2 separate regions of the Homo sapiens genome follow, and region 1 is linked to region 2. The links are chromatin loops, found by intact Hi-C in ENCODE. Cell type or tissue: endothelial cell of umbilical vein. All regions are shown on one strand. Links, peaks and the distances in the headings refer to the core of each region. The heading gives the core; the rest is flanking DNA. Region 1 overlaps PITPNM3 (PITPNM family member 3). Region 2 overlaps KIAA0753.

The links. Peaks named below come from ENCODE experiments on the same cell type or tissue, not always from the same donor. Only the 100,000 strongest peaks of a DNase experiment are listed, where the experiment ranks them.
Region 1: a loop joins it to region 2, with 2.3 times the contacts of the local background. A loop is called at or near these places in 2 of 110 quality-filtered maps.

Annotation. Positions count from the first base shown.
Region 1 is chr17:6,503,254-6,511,950 of GRCh38, forward strand. PITPNM3 (PITPNM family member 3) reads right to left here. Exons shown (of 20, transcript NM_031220.4): 4 at 274-321. Among named protein-coding and RNA genes, the nearest start is that of PITPNM3, 49 kb to the right of the region's middle. In endothelial cell of umbilical vein, for the core only: no CTCF peak of the experiment used is centred there; DNase peaks (open chromatin) are centred at 2,758 and 4,518; H3K27ac peaks cover 1,117 bases.
Region 2 is chr17:6,571,388-6,580,079 of GRCh38, forward strand. It overlaps KIAA0753, which reads right to left. Exons shown (of 19, transcript NM_014804.3): 19 at 6,760-8,477. The coding sequence ends at 8,360. Among named protein-coding and RNA genes, the nearest start is that of PITPNM3, 19 kb to the left of the region's middle. In endothelial cell of umbilical vein, for the core only: no CTCF peak of the experiment used is centred there; a DNase peak (open chromatin) is centred at 4,014; H3K27ac peaks cover 514 bases.

The DNA of each region.
Region 1 (8,697 bases), core at 479-8,478, 68 kb before region 2:
CTGGCCCTGTGGAGTCCCCAGAGAGGGGGACATGAGCTGGCCTGAGCTGCCCAGTGATAGGAACTCAGGAACCCGAGGAGGCTCAGTTCATGGGTTAGAGAGGGCCCAAACTCAGGCTGAGTGACCCCAGGCCCTCCGGTACTGCCTGCAGGCAAGATGGCAGGGATCCTGCCATCCTTTCAGGCTCTGAGTGGATGAGAGGGGACCCAGGCTCAATGAGCTTGCACCCATCCAAGGGGAAGAAATGACCCCACAGGGTCAGGCTTGACTCACGCTGCTTCTCCTGGAGGATGCTGGATGTGCACGGCGCGGTCCCTTCTCCTGCAGAAAAAGAAAAGAAACATGAGCAGATCCTTGACACTGTTGCCAGGCACTGTGTTTCCCAGGGAGGCTGCTTGGAGCTGCCTCTGACCCTCACTCTAGAGCTTGGGATGGGCAGAAGTATCTCCTACCACTTCATGCCCTGCTCTGCCCTGACCTGACCTAGCCCTTGGCCCTTCATGCCACACCTGATGCCATTTCTGGGGAGAGTACGGCCTGGCTCCTCTGCCTCCTCAGGCGTTTTCACCTCTGTCTTGTCCTCCAGCTCCTCCTCTCCTCCCTCCTCTATAAAGCAGCGGCTTCCCAGGAGCTGCCTGCCTCTCTATACTCACTCTCTCCTCTGAGGGTCCACACTGAACTCCAAGCCCACAAACCACTGCCAGGGCTCTGCCTCTGGCCCAGGCCTCTCCCCTTAGCTCTGGATCTGCATATCCCACTGCCCCCCAGACGTCTTCTGTGGCCACTCCCAAACACTGCACACTCCCCATGACCAAAGCTTCCCTAGAAGTCTGCGGCCCCTCCCAAAATGTGTCTGTGGCTTCCTCTAGGGCCCCAGGTCTCTGAGGAAGGTTTCCAAGGCAGAAAGCGAAGTCACCTCCTGGTCTCCCCAAGGGACTCGAGAATCCTTCCCCATGCAAAGCTACCTCATTTCTTCCCCTACAGAACTGAAGGGCAACTCCAGTCTAAGAACCTCCTCCATCTCCACAGCCCACACTCCAGGGCCTGGTAGATGACTCCTCTCCTGACCCCATGCCTGCCTCTCACAACCCCGTGCCTGCCTCTCACATGAAACTTCTCCAGGTGTTCATCAGAATGAACTTCTCCAGGTGTTCTCCAGATGGATTCATTAGAATCCATCACCCTGTTTCTGTAGCCCTCTGCCTGCCAGGGCCATCTTCATGGCCCACGTCCCCTGAATCCTGGGGTCATGGCCCCCGGGCTCTCTCAAAAGCAGGCAGGGGTAAACAATGGGAAGAGTGTCCAGCTGGAATCTGGAGGCTGACTCCATTTTAGGCTCCCTCTGGCCTGCTGTGTGATGTAAGGCACAGCACTCTCCCTCTCTGGGTTCATTCCTACAAGATAGCACGGATCCAGTGCTCGCTAAGAACCTCCAGGTCCTGAAAGCCCTTGAGTGACACTGCATTATAATTGGATACCTGGATTCAAATGCCAGCTTCTTCACTTACGAACCATGCACCCTTGGGCAAGTTACACAACCTGTATATGCCTCAATCTTCCAATCTATAAAATGGGGATAGTACTGGTACTTGCCTCGGAGGGTTACTGTGGATATTAAATGATTAATATATGTAAAGCCGGCTAGGCACGGTGGCTCATGCCTGTAATCCCAGCACTTTGGGAGACAGAGGTGGGCGGATCACCTGAGGTCAGGGGTTTGAGACCAGCCTGGCCAACATGGTGGAACCCTGTCTCTACTAAAATACAAAAACTAGCCAGGCGTGGTGGCGCATATCTATAATCCCGAAGCTACTCGGGAGGCTGAGGCAGGAGAATTGCTTGAACCCAGGAGGTGGAGGTTGCAGTGAGCCGAGATCACGCCACTGCACTCCAGCCTGGGTGACAGAATGAGACTCCGTCTCCAAAAAAGAAGACAAATAAAATATATATATATATATATATGTAAAGCCTTCAGAACACAGTCAGGCACAAAACAGGTGTTCAATAAGTGAGGATGGCTCTGATTCTTGTTTTATTTACTTGTTTACTTCTAACCATTGATTCAAGACCTTGTCCCTTTTGTCTTCATCATGATCCCAGGTGCAGCCAGATAGAGACAATCAATGGTTAATGCTAGATGCCAGCTCACAGCACTCCCTAGACCTAGGGGCCGTGACAAAGCCTAGGCCCAAGAGGGGCCCAGATAGAGAACAGAGACCTGGACACCGTCATAGAGCAGTCCCCACACAGCACAATAGGATGGACGCAGACTGTTTCCCAGGTGCAACAGCAGCACAGATGTGGACAGAAACAAGGAATGACCCAGTATCCAATACACAGGTCAGGGAGCGAAGACCAGCACCATGTCTGAGCACCAGCTAAGGCCCATGAAACTCTGGCGTCCCTAAGAAGTCAACTTTGACCACCCAGCAGAGCTGGGGCCTAGCAGAGAAATTAAGACATAAGACATGCATTCAAAAAACGCCTTCTATGGGCCAAGCCCCATGCTAGGGGCCATGGAGGATACAGAGATGAGGAAGTCAGAGTGAGTGAGGAGCAAGAACACCTCTGTGCAGAGAAGCACACGGCTAACTGCAATGAGAGGCGAGACCGGCGGGGAGAGACGGGGAGGGAAAGATTCATTCTGACTGAGGACTCCAAGGAAGCTTGTGCCAGAGCAGAGATTTCAGTTTTGACAGTAGAGGAAAGGGCATGGCATTCCAAGCAGCCAGCAAGATCATGTTTATGGAATGCCAAGTTCAAGGCAAAGCGGGGGTGTGAGAGAGCATGGTCCCATTTACAGATAAGAAGGAAGGAAGGCAGGAAGCCCATTTACAGATAAGAAAACCAAGGCCTGAAGAGGTGAAGGAGCTTGCAGACTCTTCCAAATCCAAACCTCCTGCTTTTTCTATCATACTCCACCAAAACCAGCTGCATAATGAGGAAGGCCTCATGCAAAAAGGAAATGCCGGGTCCCTTGTTCAAACAGAAAAAAAAAATGTTGCTAAAGGTACTAAAATATAACATTTTTCCTTTTCCCTGAGGATGCTCTAAAACCTGTTATGGTGTTTTCTTTCTTTCTCTCCTTCCTTCCTTCCTTTCTATTCTTTTCTTTTCCTTTCTCTCTTTTTTTTTTTTTGACAGAGTCTCATTCTGTCACCAGGCTGGAGTGCAATGGTGCGATTTCGGCTCACTGTAACCTCCGCCTCCCAGGTTCAAGCGATTCTCCTGCCTCAGCCTCCCAAGTAGCTGGGACTACAGGCACCCGCCACCACACCCGGCTAATTTTTGTATTTTTAGTAAAGATGGGGTTTTACCATGTTGGCCAAGATGGTCTCAGTCTCTTGACCTGGTGATCTGCCCACCTCGGCCTCCCAAAGGGCTGGGATTACAGGCGTGAGCCACCGCGCCCGGCCAGTGTTTTCTATTTGCTACTGTATTTCCTCATGCCCAGGGAGACTTGAGGGATGAGTGCAGGCCCTCCCAGGCCCCAGGGTCCCTGCTCCTTAGCTTGGCACGTACACACAGGCTCCACCAGCACCCAGGATCCCCCTCCTGCCAGCCACTGGGCCAAACAAACCATGCTGTGAGTGACAGTTGGAAAGTTGAGCCAAGCATGCACCCCTCCCACAGGCCTGCTGGCCCCATCCAGGGTAGACAAGAGTATTGCAACCTCCATGCTGAAACGCACTAGTTGAGTGAGAGGTTTTTTCCCTCTGAATCACCCTTGGAATGCTCTATGGCACTGCCAGCCCAGGGTGGGGACAGCTGCCTCGCCCCAAGACATGGTGGAGTATAAGCACCTAACCTCAGCCCTGCCTGCTCCCAGGCTCTGGCTTGGAGGGAGGCCAGCGGCTGTCCATGGGCAGGGGAAGGAGAAGAAAGCTGGGTGGGGGTGGGGCTGAGAAGCCAGAGGGCAGGAGAGCAGCAGGCCAAGATCCCAGGAGGCTTCAAGGCGGCAGGAGGCAGGACCATGTGAGAGCCGCCCACCAAGTACCCCCACACATATGCACTGTCCCGTCAGACTTCACTCACAAAACACAAACTTGGCCGGGCATGGTGGCTCACGCCTGTAAACTTAGCACTTTGGGAGGCCAAGGTGGGTGGACCACCTGAGGTCAGGAGTTTGAGACCAGCCTGGCCAACATGGTGAAACCCCGTCTCTACTAAAAATACAAAAATTAGCTGGGCGTGGTGGCGCATGCCTGTAATCCCAGCTACTAGGGAGGCTGAGGCAGGAGAATCACTTGAACCCAGGAGGCAGGGGTAGCAGTGAGCCGAGATAGTGCCACTGCACTCCAGCCTGGGCAACGGAGTGAGACTCCATTTAAAAAAAAAAACAAAACACAAAAACACAGACTTGAAGATAACACCATTCGGACTTCAGAACAGCAAACCCAATACCTGCAGCCCTCTGGAGCACTGGCCCTGAGCCCTGACTATAACACAGACACTTCTGGCATTTCTCGGGCATCTACTATGTGTCAGGCCCTGGAGGAGGGGAGGACTCCAGCGCAGGGAGGAGCCGGGTCTGAGTCATTACCTCCACATTCTCATGCCAAGTCCATAGTCGGTACTCACGGAGACAGTTTATGAGTTCTCCAGACCATCCAATACTTTCATTACCAGGGTGTAAATATGACTTAGCCTGGGCAGGATGTCCAGAGGTGGGGAGGTGGGAAAGTTGGGGAGGTGGGCAAGGATGAGAGCTGGGGTTGCTGGGAATGCTGGGGATGCAGCTGGGGTTGCTGGGAATGCTGGGGATGCAGCTGGGGTTGCTGGGAATGCTGGGGTTGCTGGGGTTGCTGGGGATGCAGCTGGGGTTGCTGGGAATGCAGAGTTCAGAGGCCGGAAGAAGCTCGGGGACCCAGGTGCCAAGAGGCCAGGAGGTGAGTGTCCTGGAAACGCCAGTGCGCAAGCTTCACGTGGGTAAGAAGAGGGAAAATGTCAGAAAGGAGGTCGGGACCAAGCTCTGGGACTCCTCAAAGCCAGCCCTGAGTGCGGCCTCAGCTGCATAAGCCTTGAAGGCTGCACCTGGGCACGCAGGTGCTTTCTGGCTTGCCTAGTGCTTTCCCGCACATGAAATCGTTGGCTTCCATGCCTATGCAATAAGGCTGCTGAGCCTCAGCGAGGTAAAGTCACTTCCCCAACGTTGAGATCTGGTCCCTTGGACACCCCAATACTGGGAAGGGCTCTTCCCACAATTTCACCCCGCCTCCTATTGGTCGGGGGCTTCCTAGAGCAGTGGCTTCCCAGGACGGCTCAGGCAGCCTGGGTAGTGCTTCCTGGAGGAGGAAGGCATGGGACAGCGAAAGGCTGCCACAGTCAGGGGCTGAGGGGTGAGGAGGACGGGAGCAGAGAAGGGGACATTTGCAAGGGGTGCAGAGAGGATGCGTCCAGAGGCTTGGGGACTGGCTGGTGTTTGCCTCGGGCTTCGTCTCTCCTGCAGCGCAGCCTGAGCCAGGCATCCCAGGGTTCCCAGGGCTGGTGAGGCCACCGACGGGGTCAGGAATAAGCCTGCTGTTTGATGAGGTAAGTGTGGCGCCCGGACAGTAGGAAGCCGGGCTTGCCTGCCCAGTCCAAGCCAGCTCCATCTTCCCTGGAAACCGCCAGCGAGGGAGGAGCCGGCTTGAACCTGGCTTCCTGATTTAGCAGGCTCCCAGGACGAGGGTGATTAACCAACTGTGCAGCTGGCTCAGCTGCCACCTAAATGAGACCCCACTTAGCCTAGAGCTTTGCAAGGCTCATGGGCCTGACAGCTTTGCCTCTGCTGGAGCTTGTTTCAAGTGGAGGAGCTGCCAGAAACTCCTGCAGACAGGATGGGCTACAAGGAACTGGGAAGGCAGAGTTTTGTCATGCACCCCAGGCTCTGGGCCCCACCAATCTTGCCTGTCCTGAACTCACACAGCCCTGGAAGGCTGAGCCACATCATCTTTTCTGAGAAGATGCTTCTGAGTCCCGCTAACGGTTTCCTGAGTGATTTTATAACTCTTCTTCCAATCCCCTCCCAACAAATCATGAGTTCCCCAAGTGCAAGAGAAGCAAAGTGTGTGGCCAAGAACAGCAAAGTGTGTGGCAAACTTCTGAAACAGGAGAGCCTTCCTGCATCACACTGGAGAGTTGGTGGCTGCGGAGAGAGTGATTCAGACAGACGGGGCCTTGGAGAATAAAGAATTGGGAATTCTCCTGATAAACCAGAAAGTGTCAGGAACAGCCCCTCTGGAGCAGAGACAGGAGCCGCTGAAGCCGGAATTTGCCCTGGGCTCTCCCCTTACTGGGCATTGGGAGCCCTGGCCAGGCTCCGGGCCAGACTGGTGGCTTTGCTCATGAAGCCTGGCTGAGGAGCGAAGACCTGCATGCTCCCTCCCTGCTCAGGCCACTCCCAACATGGAGCCTCCCCTGCATGCTCCTCCCTGCTCAGGCCACTCCCAGCATGGAGCCTCCCCTGAGCTGCAGGTTGAGACTCACGCTCATTACCCTTCACCTGGCCCAGCGTAAGCCCCTGCACTCATTCCCCGGCCCCTCCTGTTCTCCTCCACATTGGCTTCTAGAATAATCTTTCTAAAAAGTGGCTCTCCGCTCCCCTGCTTAAACCATTCAGTGGATCCACAGGGGCACTCCCAAGAAGGCCCCTAACTCCTCAGCCTGGCATTCAAGGCCTTCATCTCCAGCTTTTCCACCCCTGCCTCTTTTCCAAGACCTCCCACCCCTTTTTACCACCCCCTAGCTCCACACCTCACCCCCAGCCCAATGCTCCACACCCCAACCTCAGACAGGACAAACTCCCCAAATCTCCATTCTTCCCATACCTTTTATTCTACGTCTTTCCCATGTCTTTTATTTCATCCGTATGGTATGTTACATCGATTGATTTTCACATACTGAATAACTTTGCCTTCCTGGGCTAAATTCCGCTTAGTCCTTGACAAATCTTGTCATCTCACTATTCTTTTATGCTTGGGGTTTTTATATCTCTTCCAGGACAATTTATACTAACAATCTATGAGCTGTCATTTAAGGAATGACAACCTCATAGATTGTCCAACCTCAGTCAAGACAAACTCTCCAAATCTCCCTGCTTCCCACACCTCCCTCCGTACCTTTGTCCCTGCAGCTCCCTCTGCCCTCACTGGTCTGTCCCAACCCCAGCAAAGCCTCCTTACCTCCTCATGTGGCAGCTCCAGCGCTACCTCCTCTTTCAGCCCTCTGTGCCTTGTTCCCCATCTTGTTAGAGCAATTAGCTCACTGGACTGTCACTGCCCCACCCCCGTCTGGGAGCCGGTCAATTCTGAGTCCACTTCTGAGTCATCTGTGTGTCCCCTGCAGTGACCAGCACAGGGTCTGACACAGAGTAAGTGTCCATTCCTGTGCATTGCATGCATAAGTGAGGGAAGGAATGTATGAGTGCACAGTGAGCCCCTCACCACTTTGGGCTCAGACAGGGAGGAAAGGGACACACCCAGAAAAGCACAGCTGTCAGCAGAGTGGTCCGTGCTACAGACAAGAGACCAACTCAGCTGTGCTGGGCATGAGGACAGTGGTCTGGGAGAGGCTGGAGTATCAAGGAGGCTTCCCAGAGGCAGCGCATGGGATTGTGGGAGCTAGAGATGAAGTCAGGGGAAGAGCCGGGGCAAAGGCAGGAAGCTGACGAGCTCCGCATGAGCCCAGGGATCTCTCTGCAAGCAGCCCCCTGGCCATTTGACTAGGAGACAGTGGGGGTGGAAGAGGAGGGGAGGGATGGCCAGGAAGCCATGAATATCAGAATCAGAGATAACCTTGGTATTACTGGGTTTAGCAACAATTTGACAGCCCCTTTATGTCCCTCATGGTAGCTCTCCCAGGGCTGTTTGATTCCTGTAGTGATAGGAAACTTACTAACTCTGGAAATTTATGATTGCTAGAAGGAAGGCTGGAACCACATTGTGGATGGCCTTCGGTGCCAGGTTGGGGGATCTATACTTCATACTGCAGTCAACAAAGACCTACTTGCCAATTTCGTGGCAGAATGATAGGACTGGATTTCTATTTTAGAAGTGTCGTGGTAGGATTGGATAAAGATGGTAAACTGACTACACGATCTAGTCTTTTTCTCCTCCTCCAGATCCCTAGAAAATGACATCAAGCATTTTTATGTGAATTAATCTTTAGTAGCACTGTAAAATAAGAAGTGTCCTTAGCAGACCAGAAACTGTGTGGCATCCCCAAAAGTTAGAAGGCAGAGAGATCTAAGGAGGGAGGCAGGACTGGTTACATAATTTTCAGGGCCCAGTGTAAAATGAAAATGTGGGTCCCTTTGTTCAAACTAATTAAAAATTTCAAGATGGCGACAGTAGAGTAGAAAATCAAGTGTGTGGAGCCTTGTGTGACTGCAAAGGACAAATGCTCACAAGGCTAGCCCAGGAGAAAGAAAACCATAACCTCAAGCCTGCAAAGAAAGGTCTGTGGCTTGGCCAGGCACAGTGGCTCACGCCTGTAGTCCCAGCACTTAGGGAGGCCGAGGTGGGTGGATCATGAGGTCAGGAGTTTGAGACCAACCTGGCCAACATAGTGAAACCCCATCTCTACTAAAAATATTTAAAAAATTAGCCATGGGGGGCAGGAGAATCACTTGAACCCAGGAGGTGGAGGTTTCAAGGAACTGAGATCACACCACTGCACTCCAGCCTGGGCGACAGAGCGAGACTCCATCTCAAAAAA
Region 2 (8,692 bases), core at 693-8,692:
ACTCAGGCCAAGAACAGCAGGCTCTCCAGGCACAGCCACTCGCCCTCCGATATTTGCCCCTCCTGCACGCACCTCTCTCGGAGTCCCATTGTTCTCCATTCAATCATTTGGGCACCAATTCTGTTTCTCTTTGACTATAAAAGCCCATGCCTGCAGACCTCTCTACACATTTATTGTGCGGCTGGAATTTATGACGGATTGGATTTCAGAGGAGGGATTGATTAAATACAGATGGAGCACTTGACAAGGGCCTGGGGGTCCCGGTAGACTCCCCCATTTAGAAACAGAATAAAGATTAGAAAGCGTGAGCAAGGGCAATCCGAGGTAAGTCTTGCTTTCAAAGGGAGGGAGGGAGGACAGGATGGGGGAAGCTGTCTATTCCTACTCAACAGCATCTTCTTGAAGCTGGATGAAATTCTTTGCCCGGTGGAGTAATGAGCTGTTGAGGCCACTCCTCAGTGCCTCCAATGCATTCAGCCTCCTGGGGTACAGGGTGCTCTCCTGCTCACCTGCGTAGGGCTGAGATGGCAGTGTGGACCTCTCGGCTCTGGTAAATACCGCCAGCACCTTTGCTGTCTAATCGCACTGTGTTCACACCTATGTCCCCCACTTTCAAGACTTCACGCTTTGGAAAAGCGTCAACTATCTTTCAAGGCCTAATTCAAAGCCACCTCCTCCATGAAGACCATCAAAACCACAACCCTCACTCAGTAACAGTGAATCGCCCCTTGCAATGTACAACCACAGTACGCTAGCTTCCCTCTCCTCCTGCTTTGTTTTTATTCTGCTTTGAAAAGGTCTGTGTCTAAACTCTCTTTGTGTTTCTTTTTTCTTTTTTTCTTTTTCTTTTTTCTTTTTTTTTTTTTTTTTTTTTGAGACAGAGTCTCACTCTGTCACACAGGCTGGAGTGCAGTGGCATGATCTAGACTCACTGCAAGCTCCGCCTCCCAGATTCAAGTGATTCTCCTGCCTCAGTCTCCTGAGTAGCTGGGACTACAGGCGTGCACCACCATGCCAGGCTAATTTTTGTATTTTTAGTAGAGACGGGGTTTCACCATGTTGGCCAGGCTGGTCTCGAACTCCTGACCTCAAGTAATCCATCCGCCTCGGCCTCCCAAAGTGCGGAGATGACAGGCATGAGCCACCACGCCCGGCCTCTCTTTGCATTTCTGTAGTATGTAGTGAACCTTACATGAATGGTAATGCAAATTGAAAACTGTCTATGACCAGGCGCGCTGCTTTTTATATGTGCAGTGGCAGTTTGTGCCTGTCCAGTGTCAACTCCCTCCGCTTCAGGTAACAGGGCCCCCATCTTCCTCGGAGGAGCTGCCTGCCCCACGTTCAGTCCCTGTAGCTGAGATGATGCTGATCCATCCCCTTTTCCGGGGGTGGACATATGACTCCCATTTGACCAATCAGAGCATAGGGATTCGACGGGAGATGGGCTTGTTACTCAAGGTGGGCCAATCAGAGGCAGAGACCAGTAACCCAGGGGCATTGGCTTGCTCTCTTGGGGATCACGGGCTCTTCTTTTCTGCTGTGATTGCTAAATAGAGAGAACATCAGGCTGAGGCTGCTGGGCCCATTTTTGCCACCATGTGGGGAGAGGCTGCCTGAGAATGCTGCCTTTGGGAGGCAGGTGAGGAAACTAGACAGGAGCGCGGGGGATGCTGGCTTTGTGGAGGCTGGCCTGGGTGCAGCAGAAAGTCACCTGGGGAACAGCACTGCATGGGCACAGCCGGCCCAGAGACAGCCCAGGCTAGGGCTGGTACTGGCACATCCAATTCACAGTCAGCTGGCACAGGCGGGCAAGGCCACAGGTGAGACCACAGCACAGCATGCGGCCGCTGCCTGACTTGTGCCTTCAGAGCAGAGCCCCAGCTCCTGGCAGAAGACTCTGAGACGGGGGCCTGGCCAGCGGCAGGCTGGATGCCAGGGTCCAGGGAGCAGCACTACAGTATGCTGGGAAGAATATCAAATCCATAACGAGACCCGGTGACAACCACTTTCCAGATGGGAAAATCTGCACTTTGCTTGGTTTCTGTTTCATCTGTAAAATGGGATGATACTCTGTATTTCAATGCTAGTGTGAGATTCAGATGAGGTGATATAAATAAAGCACCTAGGACATAGCACCCAAGCAGTGGGGTGATCGCTACTCTGTGGGCGGGGTTTCCAGCCCCAGCAGGAGTGTAGGGGCTCAGGAAAGCAGACCCTGATGGAGTGGCTAGAAACTGAGGCTGCAGCTCAGCTCTGACCTGGTCACTGTGCTGGGCCATGTTAGAAAGTGAAGCAAGGGCATAGTAGGCGCCTGTAATCCCAGCTACGTGGGAGGCAGAGGCAGGAGAATCACTTGAAACCAGGAGGCGGAGGTTGCAGTGAGCTGAGATTGTGCCATTGCACTCCAGCCTGGAGGACAGAGCGAGACTGTCTCAAAAAAAAAAAAAAAAAAAAAAAAGAAAAGAAAAGAAAAGAAAAGAAAAAGAAAATGAAGCAAGACATCTCAGTCCTCTTTATATGCCCAGAACTAAGCACCACTGTGCCTGGCGAAGAGCGGGACCATAGAAAATATTTGCTGATTTTTTAAAAAATGGAGACTGCCCTTATGTTTGACATCTGCTAAGATTTCCTAAGCCATCTAAAAATCATCTACTTGGGAGAAAGATCAAACTGTGTGGCAGAATGGAAAGGCTACTAGACTTGAAGTCAGAGGACCCAGGTTGAGTTCTGGCCCTGTCCCCATGTCTGCATGACACGGAGCAAGCCCCTTAATTTCTACAAACCTCAGTTTCTTCGTCTGTAAAATGGGGCTAATACTTCAACTACCCCATAAGGACGCGGTCCAGTTTAGAAACTTCTGGTGGCACCGGAAGCCCTAGAGCAAGGGCGTCCACTGAGGCAGCCCAGGCGGACCAGCTGGAGGGGGAAGCCAGATGTGTATGTGACTCAGAGCAGCCAAAGGCCAGGCCAGGAAAAGTGTTGCCGAGTGTCTAGTGTGACAGGTGAGGCAAGGAAAGACACAGGATTGTGAGCAGGAGAGAGAGTGCAATGGGTGGAAGGAGGCCAGGGACACACTTCGGAACCAAGCCTGCGCGACAAGCTGAAAGGTTCCCTCTTACGAGGTTCTCAGTGGGGAGTCTAATAGGTAACATTTATTGAGCACTTACTGTCTGCTCAGCGTTATTCTAAGTGGTTTCATGGGCATTTCCCTTAATCCTCACAAAAACCTTGGGTGGGTGCTATTTTTTCATCCCCATTTCACCTATTAGGAAACCAAGGCATGAAAATCACACAGGAATTTAACTTGTGGCTCGAATTCTTAATGAGCTGAACTACTGTTGGTATACAAAACAGGAGTGGTTATAGTGATGTAAGGAAAGAATATATGTAAATGCATTTTATAAATTGTAAAGTGCCAGCTAATACGTGAGCTGTTGTTCAAAGCATTCAGGGAACTTTTTTGACCTCTAGTAACTCTCCAGAAGCAATGTGTTGGCTAATTATGGTTAAGAAAAGCCAAATCTCTTATTGAGCCTGGCCCTGGAGATGCCACTCTCCCCCGGGAGGTCTTTAGGGCCACACAGGACGGTGGCTGCACAAGTTTGGTGGCCAGTTTGATCTCCACGGCTCCCTGGACTCCCTGCTTCCTGTATGCACTCGAGAAATCAGTGTCCGCTGAGGGCTTCCTCGGTCAAATTCAGCTCAGGCTTAGGGACCACTGGGGCTGCAGGGCAGATGGCAGAGCCGACATGTCTGGGATCTGAATGCTCCTGCCCCTCGTGATCGCGGCATTTCAGAGCCGGAAGTCTCCCTAGAATTCTCCCCAGTCCACAAGACTTGCCAGGCATGGATAGAGCTATCTCGGAGCACTGAGGGCCTCCCTGTGGCAGGTGGCAGGAATGTGCTGTGGGCTTCCGGGACACAGGCACGGTGACCTTCTGCAGGGCTCTGCAGGCCAGGAGTGAGAGGCCTTAGGCTGACCTCACCAAGACCCACAGTGAAGACAGAGGAACGATGTGTGGGTGGGAGATTCTGGGGAGCCAAGCCGACCAGAAGGGAAACGCATGACTAAGTTCAGCGGGGCAGGCAGAGAGGAAGTGTGGGGGTGGAGGAGGCCGCAGAGCAACACAAGAGGAGAGATCCCCAGTCGGGAGGGTAAAAGGGGACGGGGTGGAGGGCTGCAGTGAAAGCAAAGGGACAGCAGTGACCAGAAGGGGTTTTAGAGGACATGGAGGTGGACGGGGTCTCAGCTGAGATAGTATTTAAGGGTGCTCTTTGGGGTAAAAGTGCCCCAGAAACGACTGGGTAAGACCTTTGAAGGTTCTCCAGAAAGGATTTTGAGGTGTTGGAATGAGTGGAGGGAGAGATAAAACTATGAGACCCAGAGTGTCATGGGGAATGACACCACCAGGGAGAGAGAGGACAGCACATGCGAGTGGCTTGGACTCCTCAAGGGGAGTAGCCAGCTGTGACAAGGTGGGGGGCTGGAAGGCAGCCTTAGTGGTGGGAACGGATGGACCTAACTCCAGGCCACAGGCAGAAGTCCAGTTGGATGGATGGAAAGCGAGCCAGGGAAAATAGTAAAAGCCTGCAGGTCTGGTTCAAGGAAAGGATTTCCAGGTATATGAGGTCAAGAACAGCCAAGGGGACTCTAGGGAAAGCAGCAAATAAAGGATAAAGGGGTCATCTGGGAAGGCAGGTGCAGGCTTGGGGAGAAGACTGGGGAAGGTGGAGCAAGGTCCTGGACAGGCTGGCAAGAGGGGAACCCAGCACTGGAGCTGAACCGGGAGGGGAGCCCTGACTCCGGAAGCCAGCTGTGCACTCCAGGTCGGGGAATGATCCTGCTGGGTCTGTTGCCTGAGTTCACTTGGGCCTGACAACCAGCCCAGGGTCCCTATCTGGGATTTCCTGGGGCCCTTACTGAGGACTGATAGGAAGTACACAGGATGTCAGGTGGAAGCCCCTCCAATCCAGGCCCACGTTATTGGACTCAGTCAACATGCCAGTGTGGAAACAGATCTGAGATCTCGGCTCCTGAACTAATGGAGCTCAGTGGGGCAAGGCCACTGCCCTTCTGCTGCTCTTCAAGAGCCCAGAGAACCAGGAGCCCTTTCACAGGCTGGCCCCTCCCAAAGGTCACTTCTGTGGTGATCATAAGCCCATGATGATGTGGACACCCCTGAATTTACAGGCTCTGCAGGGAATTCTCACTACTGTCTCACGTTGCTAAAATAAAGAGAGCTCCTCTCAGAAACACAGAAGCGTGATGGAAACCTACACTGTCACAGAGAGCACAGGGGACTTTCTGACTTGGACCCTTCCTCTTGCTGTTGGCCCTGGGGCTTCCCTCAGGCCCTTCCTTCTGCCTTTCAGACCCACTGGCCACAGTGCAGTTCATGCCTCCACCTCCCCCACTCCCCCAACACACACACACACAAACACACTCGGACCACCTTCAGGAAAGCAGGAACCGTGAGCCCAGGGAGGAAGTGGAGTGAGGAAAGCGCTTCTCTCCTCACCATCTCTCCTCCAAACCCCAGCTCCGGCGGGCAGAGGGAGAAGGGACCACAGTGCTGAAATAGTAACAGAACACAAGAGGCAAGGGGCTCCCATGCACATCCTTCTGTCTTCTTCTCCAGTCCCTGGGCCGCCCCAGCTTAGTCCCCAGGAGCACCCTGACCAAGGCTCGCTCAAGGTCAGGAGCAGCATGAGGCTGAGGCCCATGCCCTGCTCTAGGAGGAAGGAAGCAAGTTCTTGCCATCTGAGCTGGAATTGCAATGGCAGCAGTACCTCCAAGATGGAATTATAGTTCTCAAATGGCATTCTATCTCGGGGTCACAAAAGGACATCATAGATTTCTGTGGACTATATGAGATGTGACAGACCCCCCCGTATAAAGTCAATCAGCCTGCCCTTCACCTTTCATTAATTCAGAAGAATTTACTGAGCACCAACTACAAGCTAGGCAGGGTCCCTGCCCTCAAGGAGCTAAACAGACTAGAGGTAAGCACAGAAACAGACAGAAATCCCGTGTGACCAAGCTGTGCCGGTGGAGCGCTCGGAGTGCATTTTCATGTCTCTGTACACTGGGGACGGCGTATGCAACACAAAAACACTGAACTCGTGTGTTTCTGCTTCTGAAATAGTACACGAATAGTTCGTGAGAAAGCTGAAGGGAATTACAGAATGATGTACGGTCAGCCCTTGTTCATGAAGAACAAAAAATTCTAGATGTCTGGGCTGGCTGCGAGGCGATAAACGGGAACTTTTATATTCTAAGGATTTAGCTTCCATTTGCAAAGAAAAATGTTTATTTCTTGCAGTATATTTTTGTGTCTTTGGAGAATGCTCTGGCTGTGGATGTTTGCGATGGGCCAGGGATATAAAGTTGACACCTGGACACTGGGGCTGGTTGAAGCTCCACCCACATGAGTCAGAGAAAGGCAGATCCACCTGGTGGGAGGAGCAGGAGAGAGTGGGAAGATCCTGAAACAAGGCAAAGCCTGGGCTCGGCCTTTCAGGACACAAGCTGCAACAGGAAGTGTGAGAATGGGACTGCCCCAGCACACGCCGAGTGGGGATAGGGAAAGGCAGGAAGATGAGCTCAGGTAAACTCCAAGTTTGTTTGGTCAAATTATCTCCTCCTGTGCCTCGTTTTATTCATCTATACAATGGGAACAATGATGCTCTCCACCTCACAGAGATGAGGTGAGGATTAAATAAGTTACTACATGGCAAGCACGGAGAGCAATGCTCTAGTAGGTGCTCAATAAATGTTAGCTTTTATTGTCACTAATTTTTTTCTCGGGGGGAAGGGGTGGCAAATAATCCACTATAGTCATATCACATATAAAAGTATTCTCAGTGGTTTCTGTAAATCACATTTCACTTTGCCTGTGGGAAAAAAAGGAGATGTAAGTTATTTAAAATAGGCACATACTTTAAAATATTGGGTTTATTTTAAAAACTCAGCACAGTACAAACTGCCACACAAATTACTTTATACTAGCAACAACCGGTGCTCCTATTAATTCAAGTGTACACATTTAACTCCCCAGGTTAAACACCCTGTAATTTACCTTGAAGCTCTTTACATTCTGAAGTTATATAAAATTAAGCAGGAAAACATTAACATTAAATGAAAATCAATTTTGCACAAATAAGTGTGATCAAGCAGCTTAAATCACCTGAAATTCTTGTACTTCAGAGAAAAATCCCAGATGACGGCACTGGACAGGTTATAAAGAGTTCCCTTATTCCCTGGGGGCGTCTCAGGCATTCTTTCTGCATGTTTCCTTCACTGAGCCTCAGGCTACGAATTGAGAGAAAGTCTTTCCAGGCAGTGGCCTGATTCTTACGCACATTCCGTTTCTTTTTCTGAATTCAGAGTTTCTGAAAACACAGGCTTTTCTCTTGGAAAACATGATCTGTAAGATGTTGGAGGACCAGGCTATGATGGTTCTTAAGTTTCTTCCTTTCTCTGGGGAGACACAGAGGTCTTCGCGCCATCCATCTGTTCCCTACTCCCACTTGGGTTCCTTTGTGGTATGAAATAGAGACACTTCTGACCTCATCGGAGACACAGCGAGGTCTGTACCTTCACCCAGGCACAGGAGAAGGCCTGGTCCTCTCCTGATTCCTCAAACTTCCTCTGAATCCAGAGAAAGTTTTTTATACCAGATTGTGTCAACACACAGCAATAAAATATGCTGAGGAACTAAAAATGTGAAAATCACCTAGGAATGGAACGTTGAAGAAATGTGTGTCTATTATTGTGCACTGACAGCCAGGGGGCTCCTGTTTGGAATAAACTGCAGCAGAGGAGAGGTTTGGCAGCACAGCCAGACTGTGCTCTCCCTGAGTCTACAGCCTAGTAGGGCCAGAGGTCCTGACAGGAAATCGCCAAAGATGCAAAACAGGGGCCCCGTGATGGGACCAGCTAGTAGCCGCACTTGTGTTGGTATCAATGCCAGCAAGGGTTCAACAGCAACCTGAATCCTTGTGTGAAATATACGTATCGATTATCTTTCAAAACATTTTCATCACCAAACTGAGCCAGAGGAATGAACATGGTATTTCAATAGGAAAAGTACACATTCTGAAAATATTGCCATAATCAAGTTGTGTTGCCTGGGCACTGATAAGTGTGATACATTGCATCATACATTTCCAGAACCATTGCCATGACAAAAGAAAATGCAAAGTGAGGATGACCTCCCCGGCACTGCCTTCCTTTCAGTGGGCAGCACCTTCTGGGCCTGGATGGACAGCTGAGGATGAAAATTTCCTGTGGGCCAAAACAAAGGGTGGTGCCATCCCTTCTCCAGTGTGACACAAATGGCCTCGCCTCAGAGAGCCTTTATGTAGCAGCCTCTAAGAATTCTGAGGTGAACACAGCTTCTGCATAATCTTCGCACATATCCTGAAGTTCAGCAGCCACAGCACCCAGAGCTTCATCTACCAGCTCTTCTGAAAAGCTGGAAGACAAACAACACAACTAAAGGTATGTACAAGGCCAGGCGCGGTGGCTCACACCTGTCATCCCAGCACTTTGGGAGGCCAAGATGGACAGATCACCTGAGGTCAGGAGTTTGAGACCAGCCTGGCCAACATGGTGAAACCCGGTCTCTACTAAAAATACATAAAATTAGCCGGGCGTGGTGGCATGCACACCTATAAACCCTGTTACTCA